Linked DNA regions of Mus musculus: region 2 is linked to region 1. Evidence: chromatin loops called from intact Hi-C (ENCODE). Cell type or tissue: gastrocnemius. All regions are shown on one strand. Links, peaks and the distances in the headings refer to the core of each region. The heading gives the core; the rest is flanking DNA. Region 1 holds the start of Traf6 (TNF receptor-associated factor 6). Region 2 overlaps Iftap (intraflagellar transport associated protein).

The links. Hi-C counts contacts between places; a loop is a spot of excess contacts. Peaks named below come from ENCODE experiments on the same cell type or tissue, not always from the same donor. Only the 100,000 strongest peaks of a DNase experiment are listed, where the experiment ranks them.
Region 2: a loop joins it to region 1, with 7 times the contacts of the local background. A loop is called at or near these places in 2 of 42 quality-filtered maps.

The regions. Positions count from the first base shown.
Region 1 is chr2:101,676,826-101,679,741 of GRCm38, forward strand. Traf6 (TNF receptor-associated factor 6) reads left to right here and starts at 1,595. Exons shown (of 7, transcript NM_001303273.1): 1 at 1,595-1,795. In gastrocnemius, for the core only: a CTCF peak has its summit at 1,526; DNase peaks (open chromatin) are centred at 1,573 and 2,097; H3K4me3 peaks cover 1,565 bases; H3K27ac peaks cover 1,399 bases.
Region 2 is chr2:101,601,294-101,604,209 of GRCm38, forward strand. All of the region lies in intron 2 of Iftap (intraflagellar transport associated protein), which reads right to left. Among named protein-coding and RNA genes, the nearest start is that of Rag2, 22 kb to the right of the region's middle. In gastrocnemius, for the core only: no CTCF peak of the experiment used is centred there; no DNase peak of the experiment used is centred there; H3K27ac peaks cover 506 bases.

The DNA of each region.
Region 1 (2,916 bases), core at 92-2,591:
CGAGTCCTGACTTTCTCATGGCCCTGCCTGACTGCAAGCAGACAGAGATGTATACGTTCCCTATGCCCAAGACTCTCTATTATACAAAAAGTAGTAGGGTGTGTATAGGACTTGCAGAATTAGGATGAGGTCCCCCCCAAGAACATTCAGAAAAACAGTTTAAAGAAATGAACACAGAGCCGGGCGTGGTGGTGCACACCTTTAATCCCAGCACTTAGGAGGCAGAGGCAGGCGGATTTCTGAGTTCGAGGCCAGCCTGGTCTACAAAGTGAGTTCCAGGACAGCCAAGGCTACACAGAGAAACCCTGTGTTAAAAAACCAACCAACCAACAAACAAACAAACAAACAAAAACAAAAAGAAATAAACACAGAACACCTGATCTTTTTGAAAGCCTCTTGCTAAGTTCTCCCACATCAATTTTTTTTATTAGTTCACCTTGACAACAGTGTGTAAGGTACCACCCATGATGTAAACCTGTTCTATGATTTAGGAAGTGGAAGCTTGTAATGTCTGTCACGTGACTAACTTGCTCCAGAGGTCACACTAATAAATGAAGGAAATCCAATGCCCTGCCTTTTCTTTTCTCTGTGCCTCTCTCTCTCTCTTTTTTGTAGTGTGCGCATGTGTGTGTGTGTGTATGTGTATGTACGTGCACTTGCACACATGTGCATTATGTGCATGCCATTGTGTGCACTTGTAGTTCAGAGGACAACTTTTGGCAATAGGTTCTCTTCTACGGTGTAGGTTCTGGAGTTCCAGCGCATATCGTCAGGACTAAAGTCATGTTTCTTTACCCGCTGAGACATCTCACTGGTCCTTTACCCACCACTGACTTTGTAAGATGATCCCTTTTTGCATACCTCAGGAGTTTACTTATATAAGTGGAGGGGACAGCTATACGCAGAGTATTGCAATTCAACTTGCTTCCTTCTACTTCTTAAACTGCGTGATGAGCACACAGAAGCCTGGGTGTAGCTTTTTATACTCTTCATGCCTTAAACATTTCAAAGCACTTTTTAAAGGGGATAGAGGAAGAATTGAGTTTGAGTTGTACTAGATTCTTATGTTTGAAAGAATCCTTCTACTAAGATGTCAGCAAAAGATAGTATTATTGATATTTACTGCACATATTATTTCCTAGATGATTTTAAATAACTTATTTACATGTATCTACTTACCTTACCTAACAGCCTTAATACACAATAATACCTTTCATATCAGATGGAGAAGATGAGTCAAATTTTCAGATGAGGGTGAAAATCTTTTGGGCATCTATTGCATTGTGCCAGTTACAATCCGTAGATATTTGCATCCAGTTAAACTGAGAACTCAAAATAGCTCTCCCGTGACAATGTTGGAGAATGGGATCATGCAGATGGCAGCAATTGTGAAGAAATGTTTCATGCATGAGACGACTGTTTTGCACTGGTCCGAGGAAGGGCTACGTGATTAATGTAAGGTTCTGCCTATTGAGAAAACTTCTTTGCGAGGAAGGGCGGGGTAAGGCTTCAGCGTGGAGGACCACAGACAGGGGGCGGCCTCTCCCGCGGGGCCTCTTTGTCCCGGGGCGCGCTCCCCTCCCCTTGCTGCTCCTAGCGAGCTGAGAAGGCGGAAGCAGCGGCGGCCGCGGCTGGGGCTGAGGCTCCGGCCGTCGGCGGACGCAGCAGCCGCGGCCCACGAGCCGGGAGTTTGGCGTCGGAGCCACTTGGTCTCGGAGTGCCGTGTATGTAGGCGACGCGGCGCAGCCCGGGGAAGCCTTCCCAGTTGGTTGTGAAGTCTCAGCGTGTACGATCGGTGAGTGAGCGGCTTCGAACTAGAGTTCCGGCGGCCGCGGGCCCGGGAGAGTCACCCCCGGTTCCCCACGGGACAGGGACCTGTCGCCGCGAGCCCTCGCTTCCCACAGATAGGACTGGCCATCTCCACGTCCTCCCTCGGGTCCGGGACTCCGCCCCCTTGCCCCCTCTCGTCTGGGTAGCCCTGGGACCCCCTGTCTCAGCACAAAGCCACCTCTGTCCCTGTCGCCTGACAGGTGCAGGATGCGCCCACAGTCCTCCCACGAGCCGGAGGAGCCCTCTGTGCCCTCCCCGGGACTGCGGGTCTCCCCTGCTCTAGCCCCACAGGTCCTGAACCCGCCCCTGGTTTAGGAGCCTCTCCTGGCGTTTCTGTCGCCTTCCGGCACACGGCATCCCTCTCCCCAGCCCCTCTCTTCCTCACCTGGTGTTTTCCCCTGTCCGGGGAAGGAAATCGCCTGCTGGGTTTTCCCGTCCCTTCCAGCTTAAATTAAGAAAAGAAAAGAAAAGAAAAGAAAAGAAAAGAAAAGAAAAGAAGAAAAGAGAAAATCCCTTCAAACTCCCAGAGTGCAGGGGAAAACTTTTTGTGTGCCCTTTTAAATTCGAGAGCGGTTCTAACCTAAGCAGCAAGTTTAAAAAAAAAAAAAGTACGCTGACACCAATGTTCCCCTCCCCACCCCTGCGCTCTCTCGATTGTTCCAGACGCCGTGTTGCTAAAGCTGTTCCTAGTATTTGGCTTCAGGGGAACTCCGGATGAGACTTAGACTGTCTTTGTGTGTGAACAGAAAGCACCTAACGCTTGGATGTATAGGATTAGCTTGTTTTCTGAGAGCAGTCCGCTAGCCTGTGACAGACGTCTAGAAACGAGAACAATTTGTCACAGCCGAAGTATTATATTGGCTTTGAGACTTGAGCTGCTGGCCTTTCATACCTCCTTTGAGGATGCCGGGGTGGGGAGAGCTCTTTTTGGTTTTTGAAATGGAGGGTAAAGAGGTGTCATGTGACTCGAGGAAAGTGTTTGAACCAGTGGCTTAGCCACATGATAGATACAAGAATCATATTTGAGTTTCAGCCTTGATGCCCTGTATATACTATTTCAGTATTATAGCCCTGTTTTACTTGATA
Region 2 (2,916 bases), core at 199-2,698, 75 kb before region 1:
CCAGCACAAGATTCTAAGCTTCTGAAAGAACAGACGCTCAATATGGAAACAAATAATAAAAGACTCCTCAGATGAGAAGCATGTGGCTTTGAACAAGTAACTCGGCCTCTGCGGGCCTAGCATGGCCTAGGCAAAGCGCTCCTGACTTGCCTTTAACTCTTTTCATCTCGCTCTCCTGTCAGTCATCTGCTCCTCAGTGCTCTCTGCGTTGCTCTCCCTGCAACGCCTCAAGTGTCCTTTCCCCTCCGACAGCCAAGCTAACGTCTCTGCTCGGCCTCCAGGCCGGTCTCCCTGCTCAGTCTCTGCTCAGCCTCCAGGCCGGTCTCCCTGATTCTAGGGGCTTCCTACTGCTTTGCTCTCCTTTCTGAATCACCAGTAGCATCGCATAACTAATTTTTACAAATTTCTATGCCTGCTGGCTTCCCTGTAAGCAGTACTTAGGCTCCCAGTCGCTGTGTTTGTCAATGCAAACCTGGGATACCATGACCCGAATGTGGATATTCCTCAGAGTGGGGTCTGAGGCACCACCTATCTGCCATCAGTTGCCTCTCGTTTTCTGTTTATTCAGCCCATCCAATAGATATTCACTCAGCATACCCCTATTTCACCCTGAAAAAACATCATTGCTGGTGAGGAGGAGCAAGAGTATGCAACAGTATGCAAAATCCACCAGAGGCCAGATCTCATAGGGCTTATACTCAAGAAAAGGTAAAATATGTATGTCTTGACTTATGTCCCAATGGTTCAAATCCACATCAGTGTCTTCCAGACCTAGATAAAAACCATCTAGCACTATCCGAAAGGAAGGAAACGTCTTCAGAGTGTGGGCTTTGAAGTCATTCTGAATAGGCAGACAGTACAATTCTACAACCAATTTGTCACATGACCTATGGCAAGCTGGCCTGGGCAGCTATGACAAAATAACCACATGCTTGATAGTTTAAAAAACAGAAATGCCTACTGTCTTGGAGGCCAGGTGTTCTAGGTCAAGATTTCTTTTCTTATGAAAACTATTTCAATAGTCTCCTCTTTACTGTGTCATTCCAATGTAAACATCTCTTCTCTCTCCCCCATTCCCCAAAATCATAATAGATTGAAGACATATTCTAGACTCATTAAACTTAATTATTTCTTTAAAGGCCCTCATCTACTCCACAGTATGGTTAAGGCCTTTCAACATAACAATAAAGATGATCATGTAACTTGGAGCTTACAACACCTATTAACCATTAAATGTCAGATGATGCCAGTAATGTGAGCCTGTCTTTCTCACAGACTCACACTGTTGGGTATCCCTGTGGGAGAAATGTAATGGTCAACTGTCTGGAATCTGACACCAAGCAGATTTCCAATGTACAACAACTTTCTTATGGTCCCTGTGCCACTGTGCCATAAGAAGAAATGTTCATATTATTGTAAGAATAAAATTCTTGAGACAAATGATAGGTAAACATATCAATAAATGAATCAAAATTAGAGAGCTCTGGGCTGTCTCTTCTAACTCCAAACTTTAAGTAGAAACAAATGTGAACTTAGTAGCTTAGTATGCACAGCCCTGTGACAGTAATGTAATATAGACCAGTGGTCCTCAGTCAGTGGGGCTCAGCGTTGCTTCAGAATCACCTACAGAATCCTATAGAGAGAAAAATTTCTCAACTCCTCACTTTTAGGGACTGAAGTAGAAATTTCTAGTTTCTTTGGAAACTCAGTTATGTCACATGATGTTTTTCTGGAAAATGTCTTGTGAAAGAATGTTTTGCTGAAATAGCCATGTGAGGGGATGTTTTACTGAAGCAGATGCTTGAGATGGCATGTGATGTTTGGAAAGAGTGTAAGTAGAACCCTACAGACAGTGAAAGGATGCTCTTGCATTGCTATGCCTTGCAACACTTTGTTGGTCTTCCCTGGTTTTTGCTCATCTTGACTTTGGAAAGAGACTTGCACCAAAGAACTTCCCAAGGTATCTGAATAATTTGTGCTACTTCTGCTGACTCATGATGATTCAGATGAGCCTTGCAGTTTCTGCTGGACAGATCCAATGCTACTGATTCCAGTTTGGTGTTTGCTATTGGACTAGATTGCTGCTACTGATTGTGTGTGGTATATACTATTGGATTGGACTGCTTATATCTGGACAACGAAGAGCTGAATTGCCCCCAAAGAACTACTTCTAAACAGGTTCATAACCCCCTTTTGTATAAACCTTCTTTTTCCCTACTTCTGGTTGGTAGACCAGAAGGGAGGTTAAAGTGTTCAAGAACCCTATATAAAGTAGGCTTAGATTTAGTGGATTCACTTTGTAAATCCAGAATACCTTGAAGCCTATATTTTCATAAAGCATTGCCATAATACTTTCATAAAAGATAGCTCTGAGAGCCAGCCAAATCTAAAAACTATTATTCAGCAGAAATGCAGCATATGATTTTAAATTTCAAATAGTCATTTTTGAAAAAAAGATAAAAAATAAAGAGACAATTACATCCATATTTTATTTAATTCTATTTCAAAATAATATCTTAATATTACTGCCATATCACATAGACAATATAAAAATATCACTGATATATTCTACTTTTATATTGAGTCTTCAAAATCCAATATCTACTTTACATTTGTAGTATACTACAAATCAGAAGCCAAATTTTCATCAGAAATATTTTATTTTACTTTGATTTCCAAAAATTTGCCTTAAAAATGATTCACATAGCCAATTTGTCCCAAATACATTTAAACTTTTAGTCTAATAAATTACTAAGTATGCATTATCACATTTATATTAATTAAATTAATTAAAAGCAAATAAATATTGAGATCCAGATTCTCAGTCACACCAAACACAGTTTAAATAACAATGATCACCTGTGGCCAGTAGCCATTTTGCTAGACAGGGCAGGGCTGTGTAAGCACAAACCACAC